Regions from separate parts of the Homo sapiens genome. Here region 2 is linked to region 1. A link is a contact called in ENCODE POLR2A ChIA-PET data. All regions are on one chromosome and are shown on one strand. The core of a region is the stretch at or near the end of the contact, and the rest is flanking DNA. Distances in the headings are between cores, read along the strand shown.

Region 1 (4,045 bases), core at 629-3,128:
GCTTTGGTTTCCTTATCTATAAAACTGGAACCGCACTGCCTGTTTGCCTTTAGAGCTATAGGTAATAAATGTTATGCATTTATTATGGTAAATAACATGTAGTAGAGCAAAGCATGGAAATTCAGGAAGTAACAAAGAGCAGTCATAAGAATGTCTATGTGGTAAATCTAGATAAAAATTACTTGTATACACATTTACAGTAGCGCCTTTAAAACACACACCGATAGCACTTTAGTAAGTCAAGAATGCATGTTGCACCAATTAGAGAAAACACCAATTTTTTAAAAAAACATATAAATAACAAGCTAATAGAAGAAGAAATGTAATTAGAAAAATTTAAATAAGCCCAAAAACTTTAAGGAAGGACAAAAAAAATCATAGAACAGAGAAAATAGGAATCAATGGTAAGATGGTAGATTTAACCTTGAATTACAGTAAATATAAACAGACTAAATATTGAAATTGAAATATAAAGCTCATCAGAGAAGGTAATAATATCAAGCAAAGCTAAACAAGCTGCTTACTTTAAATATAAAGATATCGACAGGTTGAAAGTAAGTAAGGGATGGTAAAACTACTATGCAAAGCAAAAGTTACAAAACCAAAGCAAAGACTGGCTCGTTTCAGAATAATCAACGTTTCAGGTTTAATATGAAATAATCGTAAATTTGTTTATACCTAATAACATAGCCATAAAATAAAAATTGACAGATAAACAATCATGTTAAGAGCCTGTATAAGCCAGATTTCTCCAGAAAAACAGAATCAAAAGGATATATACATTAAGAATTATATTAAGAAATTTATTTTAGCATATTGGCTTACATGATTGTGGGGCTGGCAAGTCCAGAATCCGTAGGAGAAGCTGGCAGGCTGAAACTCAGGCAGGAAACGATGTTGCAGACTTTAGGCAGAATTTTTTCTTCTCTAGGAAAATTCAGTTTTTGCTCTTAAGGCTTCTGATTGTATAAGGCCCATTCACAGTATGAAAAGTAAGATTTATGTAAAGCCAACTGATTGTAGATGTTAACTACATCTACAAAATACCTTTGCAGCACTACCTAGATTAGTGTTTGATTAAATAAATGGGCAGTAAAGGCCGGGTGCAGTGGCTCACGCCTGTAATCCCAGCACTTTGGGAGGCCGAGGCAGGAAGATCACTTGAGGTCAGGAGTTCAAGACCAGCCTGGCCAACATGGTGAAACCCCATCCGTACTAAAAATACAAAAATTAGCCTGGCTTGGTGGCGGGCACCTGTAATCCCAGCTACTTGGGAGGCTGAAGCAGGAGAATCACTTGAACCCAGGAGGTTGTAGTGAACCGAGATCGCGCCACTGCATTCCAGTCTGGGTGACAAGAGCAAAACTCTGTCTCACCACAAAAAAAAAAAAAAAAAAAAAAAAAAAAAGGCACTAAAGCCTGGCCCCCATGATGACACAGGAAACTAATCGTCATGGAGACTTTATCCACACTTTTGAATATATGTTACATTTCAACATTAAAACACACACACACACACAAAATCATAAAGCAATCAACAAAATTAAGCTGAATGCTTCGTAATTGCTGGATTCCCTGGGAAGCTGACTCTGAGATGGAGATTAGCGTGCAGGACATTTCTTACGGGTTGTTCTTGGGATCAATACCTGTGGAGAGGAGAAGCTGAGGCAGGATCAGGAAGCGGGGAAGTAGAGTGCAATGCTGGTGAAGCGGCATCACTGTCTGGGGTAAATATCCGGGGTTCATCATCTCTCGTCAAGATGATTAACGACATGGACACACATGGGTGAGTTAAGAAGCGGAAAGTTTAATAGGCGGAAGAAAAGAGTGAGGAGACCAGCTCTCAGACATCCTTAAGGGAAAGGCTGGCCCGTGACTGACGGCAGCAGGTTTTACGGGCAGGCTTGAGGAGGCGGTGTCTGATTTACGTGGAGCCCAGAGATTGGTTCGACCAGGGGTGACGTTTACGTAGCGCGCAGGGAAGGCTGGTCACCCCACCCTAATCTTGTTATGCAAATAGGCTTCCCACTTGGCAGGGGCCGTCTTGTCCACTCGTTTCTGTAAACATGGGTGGCAAAAAGAGAAGATGGAGCTGCCATTTAGAACATGCCTAATCCCAGGTAGTGTTTTTTGTTGTTGTTGTTGCTGCTGTTGTCGCTTTTTGAGTCGGAGTTTCGCTCTTGTTGCCCAGGCTGGAGTGCAATGGCGCCATCTTGGCTCACCACAGCCTCCGCCTCCTAAGTTCAGGCGATTCTCCTGCCTCAGCCTCCTGAGTAGCTGGGATTACAGGCGTGAGCCACAGCGCCGGCCCCAGGTAGTATATTTTTATTGGCACAACTGCCGGTATTTGCCTGTGCAAGCTTTCAGCTTGCTTGTCTGTGTCTGCAGCTCGATTTTCCAGGTTGCTTTTTGTTAGAAAAGAAAATGATTTGGGGGCTGCTTTTCATTAAAAGGAAGACCTTACTGAGGACTCCCATACCTTCACTATCTGCCTAAGTACTTTCTTCTTAACTCCTATATCACTGGGTCAGCAGCAACCCCAGTCAAACCTCAAGGGAGACGGGAAGATGGGACGATCTGTCAGAGGTATGCTGAGTTGAGGCAAGAGAGCTGACCTTTATGGATTGCCAATCAGTGACTCATTGGAAGTGGGGCAACCTGGAAGGAAATGTGGCCTTAGGTGAGGCAGCTGTCTTCAGAGGAGGCAATTTCTTTGTATCTGGAGGGGCAATTGTTAGTGTTCCCCTGGACTGAAGGGTGAATTATGGAGAATGGAATAGAACGATTTGTTACTATGATTTGGTTGATGACTTATTTCCTGTTTCCTTAGCTTCATCTTGCTGAGCAAAAATGAAGGAGCCTGGACCCAACTTTGTTACTGTGAGAAAGGGTCTTCATTCATTCAAGATGGCATTTGTTAAGCACCTACTGTGAGTAGATGATCTCCTGTCAAAGACAGTTAACAAATCCTCGGAATATTGCTTCATGTACAGTTATTGGAGATGAGTAACTTACATTCTCTTAATTGTAATGGTTCCTTGGAAAGTCATCGTGGAAAATGAAGGCTGGCTCATACATTTTCCCAGACAGGAATTTGGCTGCCAACAGGGAATTCTAAACAACTAAAAACTCCAGATGATGAATGCACAACATAATGATGGTTAAATTAAAAAAAAAAAAGAGCACGGTAATAAAATTTCCATGAAATATTTTGTGTAAGCGCAGATAATCAGTCATTTTCTTTATAGAATTCTTATTCGTAAATAATTTAGAATACTTTGTTCTTTATAATATATGATGGGCAACTATAGTATGATTCTTCTGAGTGACTCAGTTCTTTTTTTTTTTTCACATTTAATGACTTTGTTTCTCCTAAGTGAATGCACAGATAGTATATTAATCAGGGTTCTCTGGAAAAACCAGAACCAATTTATTATCAGGTACTGGTTCATGTGATTGTGGAGGCTGAGAAGCCCCATGATCTGCTCTCTGCAAGCTGGAGACCCAGGAAAGCTGATGAAAGTCAAAGGCCTAAGAGCTGGAGGGCCGATGGTATAGATTGCAGCCCAGGTCTAAAGGCCTGAGAACCAGAAGCACAGAGGGCAGAAGATCAATATTCCAGCTCAATCAGGCAAAGAGAAAAAGTCCTCCCTTCCTCTCCGTTTTTCTTCTATTCTGACCCTGGATGGACTGGATGAGGCCCAGCCACATTGAGGAGAGCCATCTGCTTTAATCAGTCCACCAACTCAGATCCTGATCTCTTCCAGAAACACCTTCACAGATACACCCAGAAATAACATTCAACCTGTTAGGAGTATCCCATGGCTCAGTCAAGTTGACACACAAAACTAACCATCACAGATACACATCAAAGTTAAATAATATTAACACAGACTTTGGCAAGCTGTATTTTAAAACACAGTAGGTTAGTGAGTCTGGTTTAAGAGCACTAGATGAAACCACATATAAGGATGTTTTTGACATTCTGTGTCTGACCCTTCAGACTCCCTGCCCTCCTCCCCACCATGTTCTGAACCCCAGAACA
Region 2 (4,045 bases), core at 699-3,198, 180 kb after region 1:
AAAATCTTCAAAATCTGGCCTAACAGAGCTCTAAGTTTTAAAGACATCAATGTCTTTAAACATTGCCATCATCAACATGGCAATGGGTACTACCCTTCCATTTCCCATTATCCTTGCTGTGTCCCCAACACTGGAAGTGTAGTTCTCCATATAGCTAAGTACCTTTTTCAATGTGCCTTCTGTTCCATTCTGTTTCAGAGTGTGTTTATTTTCTTTCCTTTAACTTCAGAAAACTAATGCTCACAGCATAAGCACTCAGTGACCTCAGACCATTAATCTTTTACTGGTTTGAAGTAGGAGAAAGTAATACTGACCTATCCATTCAATAGTTGTAAGAACTTCACTTAGGTAGATATCGCCATTCTAAAAATTGCAACCCCAACCCACAAACTGAAACGATATAACAAAAACTGCAGAAATAAACATTATTTCCAGAAATTAAAGAAAACTGTTAATGGTTTATATGAAATATTGCTTAGCTGGGAGGATTAACCCTTTTCTCATTTGCCCTGAGAATACTCACTGGCAGCACTTGAGGCTGCAATATTTACCTGGAGATGATTTTGCCACACAGTATATTACTTTTATTATTATTTTCATATCACTCTAGTATATCAACTTTGGAAACAAAAGACAACATTCTATTTAGAGCATTCTGCTTTTAGTAGTGGTATTTTTATTTACAAAATATAGTAATTCTTGATCGCTGAAAATGTCAAATCCTGGAAAACACAGCATTCCTACACATGGTGTTAACATTGGTCTCCAACAGTTGTTGGCCAGAGATTCATTTGATGAATCCAATTTTTCCGAAATAGACAATTCTGATGATTCAGATGATTCTGATGTTAGTTCTGTTTAGAAATAACTCCAAGAACAATTTTTATGTTTTACTTTCACATTGAAAATCAATCAGATTTGCTTCAGCCTCGAAAAGCATGTTTATGTAAAATTAAGTGAGTACTGGTGGCAAGCTGCACTTTTTTTTTTAATGGGAAAAAGGTTAAGATAGGGGAAATTAGAAGAAACTATTCTTCTCTCATTCTTTGTGTTTTTATCTTTTGGAAAACTGTTATTGTTGCTTACCATGTTAGAAGTTAAGCCAGGTCTATTGAAGAATCACTAAGGGAATATAACCTAAGGCAGTAACATAAAATTATATGAAATAAGAGTATGTATCAACACTGATTCAAACTTCATGAAAGAAGTCTGCTGAGGAATAAAATTCTATAAATTAAGAGCCTATGATGAAGTGCAATTCATAAAGCCTATGGGTAAGATTGATGGGCACAAAGAAGATTCTGGGTCTTAATAGAGCAATGACAAAGAGGTCATTTGCCAAACATGCTGTGGCCACACTGGCAGGATCCAGCCTGTAAGAGGATGCACAGGTTAATTGGGAATACTTTAACTATAAGAGAGTAATAACTGTAAATAATTGGCAGATCAGAAGAAACGTAGGAAGTATAAGTGTGCCTGTGTGTGTGTGAGAGACATAAAAATATATGGATGTAGACAGATGGATGATTGATAGATAGATACAGATCATAGATAATTGATAGGTAATAGATCAATAATTGACAGATGATAGATAATATGCAGGTAGATATTTAGACCGGTAATAAATAGATAGATAATTGATAGATAATAGATTGATTGGTGATATATAATAAATGATAGATTAGAGAGATAATTGATAGATAATAGATTGATAGAAGATAGATAATAGATAGGCAGATAGCTTAGGAAGAATTATTTTCAAAAAGTACATGCAAAAGAACCTCTTGAATTTAAAGGAGATTACATGAAACTGTGGATGTTTAAGGGGATTTTGTGGTGGACTGACAGGAACCCTGGGCTAGCTTCCAAAGACTTTGGACCTTGTTCTTTCTGCCAGGACCCAGCTGTGTCAAGTGGGATGGTTCTGACAATCTTTTCCACTCTAATGTCCTATGACTCAACAGTAGCAATGCATTTCCACAGGCGGTAAAAATATTCTAGACTCTTCCCTTCCAGCGCTCACTGTTTACTTCCTCTGCACTTCCCCTTCCTGCCTCCCCGTGTGCCGGTCAGTTCATAGCGGGCCTCAATGAGGGTGGGTTAACCCTCTCTTTCCAGGGTGTTTTGCTACGGAGCTCCCTCCAGGGGCTGGGAACTGTGTGGTGAGGGCTGTGGTTGGGGTTCAGCTTCCTTCTTAAATCGTTCCTTGAACCTTTACCCTATTCTGTGCACTGTGCCGATTTCCAGGGATTGGAAGGTAAATGCCACTGCGTAACTCTTAGAAAATCATCGGGGGTCAGTTTTACTGGGGTGCACTTGGTAACCATCTATGAATCCATGTGTCCCTCTTTCTTTCAGGCAGTAGCAGAATCCCATGGTAGCCAGGTGGGTGAAGGGGAGCGAGGACGTTCTACCTGCCTTGAAGAAGACACCTGACCTGCGGAGTGAGTGACCAGGTAGTAGACGGTTCTGAGGGCATCACACACTTGAGGGAGGGAGGAGGACAGAGAGGGCCATGGCACCCTTTGACTGCTGAGTGCCAGCTGCTCTCTTTCCCACTGAGAAATGCTGCCCCCAACACACCCAGAGGCTCTAGGTCTTGTCCTGTGATTTCTGTCCACCAAGACTTGATAGGAGGTATGATAGATGCCATTAACTCCAGCACTATATACACAGGACTGCAGCAAAAGCGCTCTCAGCAGAAAGAGGAAACAGATACAGTTCATCCCAAGCCTGGCTTGCTGCCCCTTTGAAAGAGAGTTTCAAACAGAAGCTTCATGGTGCTGCCTTCATAAAAACAGGGCCAAGCTTTCCAGAATCTGGCAGAGGGCTGAGTGCCCGCAGGACACTTGTGTATCACTCACACTGGAAAACTTAATCCTCTGTTTTTATTTCAGTGGATTGAATGGCATGCAGTTTCCTCAGCAGCTTAAAAAAAATGCATGCAGTCACTTGCAGACAGGCTGCATTTGTCTCTGCTGGTGCTCATGTTACAAGTTTGTCTGTGCATTTGGGCATGCCAGAATGGCGTTTCATTTCCAAACCTTTATTGTGGTCACTTTCCTCTTCGTTACACTGAGAAGTGTTGCTGAGGGTATAGTAAGGCCCTAGTTCATCAATTATATCCTGTACTTTTCTTCTAACTTGATCCCAAGAACAGTGGAATTTGCTTCAAGGTAAACAAATTTTGAATAATTTATGGCCCTTCTTTTCAACAAAAATGAAAACGTGACTTTCTAAAGAAAAGTCAATTACAAGGGGGCATTTAGTAAATAACACACTCTTAATAAAGTAACAGGAAAATTAAAATGCCCAGCAGACCCATTGCCTCCTGAACAGGTGTTTGCTGCTAATGGATACAGTTTCCATTTCCTTGAAGGGATTTGCCCAGAGGATTACTTTCACAACTTCTATTGAGATAATACTGCTCTAACAGAAAGAGCAATGCATGAATCTGTATATCAGTTCCTTAATAAAAGGGAAGATTTTTTTAGTTCCTAAAATACCAATGAGGTGAAGAAAAACATGCCACCCAGGTAAAGTTACTCTGTAATCACCCGCATTATCTTTTTCAAGGAATGTGGGGGAAATTTATGTCAGTCATCAGGCAGGTACTAGAAGATGCTAGGGGCCTCACAGACAGCTTGTTCCCGGCTGTTAACATGGAGCAGAGCGTTCCCTGGGGCTGAGCATGGGAGCCCAGCACTTCTTATAGGTAGGTCTTTCCTACTATAATATTAGATGCCTACACTTATTGACTTTTTCATTTGCTCTTTAAAATAGATTTCTTCTGCTGGTTCTGCTTAGTTCTAAGGAGTAAGGTAGAATTTTGGTGCCATACCTAAATATCACGTCTAAAATGACATTGGTAGCACTTTTCCAAGAATAACCAGCATATTGATCAAGCCATTAATAAAGCCTAATTATTTGCTTTAAGAATGTTTTTGGTTGTTTCAAACTGAGTTTTTTCCAAAGTCATAACAAAACTAGGAGAGGCTGTAGATTCTTAATTATTCATTAGATTAGGGGGAAAACGAATTGCTAT

The links. ChIA-PET counts read pairs that join two places held with the same protein, here RNA polymerase II (POLR2A).
Region 2: POLR2A ChIA-PET joins it to region 1 with 11 read pairs in K562. The contact joins the enhancer-like site here to the promoter of DSCR4 in region 1. POLR2A ChIA-PET finds 5 or more read pairs at or near these places in 2 of 52 experiments (K562 and activated CD4-positive, alpha-beta T cell).

Annotation. Positions count from the first base shown.
Region 1 is chr21:38,119,482-38,123,526 of GRCh38, forward strand. It overlaps DSCR4 (Down syndrome critical region 4), which reads right to left and starts at 1,879. Exons shown (of 3, transcript NR_147130.1): 1 at 1,647-1,879; 2 at 826-927. It overlaps DSCR8 (Down syndrome critical region 8), which reads left to right and starts at 1,970. Exons shown (of 3, transcript NR_026842.1): 1 at 1,970-2,120; 2 at 2,831-2,930.
Region 2 is chr21:38,294,568-38,298,612 of GRCh38, forward strand. It overlaps KCNJ15 (potassium inwardly rectifying channel subfamily J member 15), which reads left to right. Exons shown (of 3, transcript NM_170736.3): 2 at 2,359-2,456. Among named protein-coding and RNA genes, the nearest start is that of KCNJ15, 40 kb to the left of the region's middle. Within about 2 kb of position 1,949, at least 5 of the 41 ENCODE cell types and tissues checked have a DNase peak (open chromatin) inside an H3K27ac peak, as active enhancers do.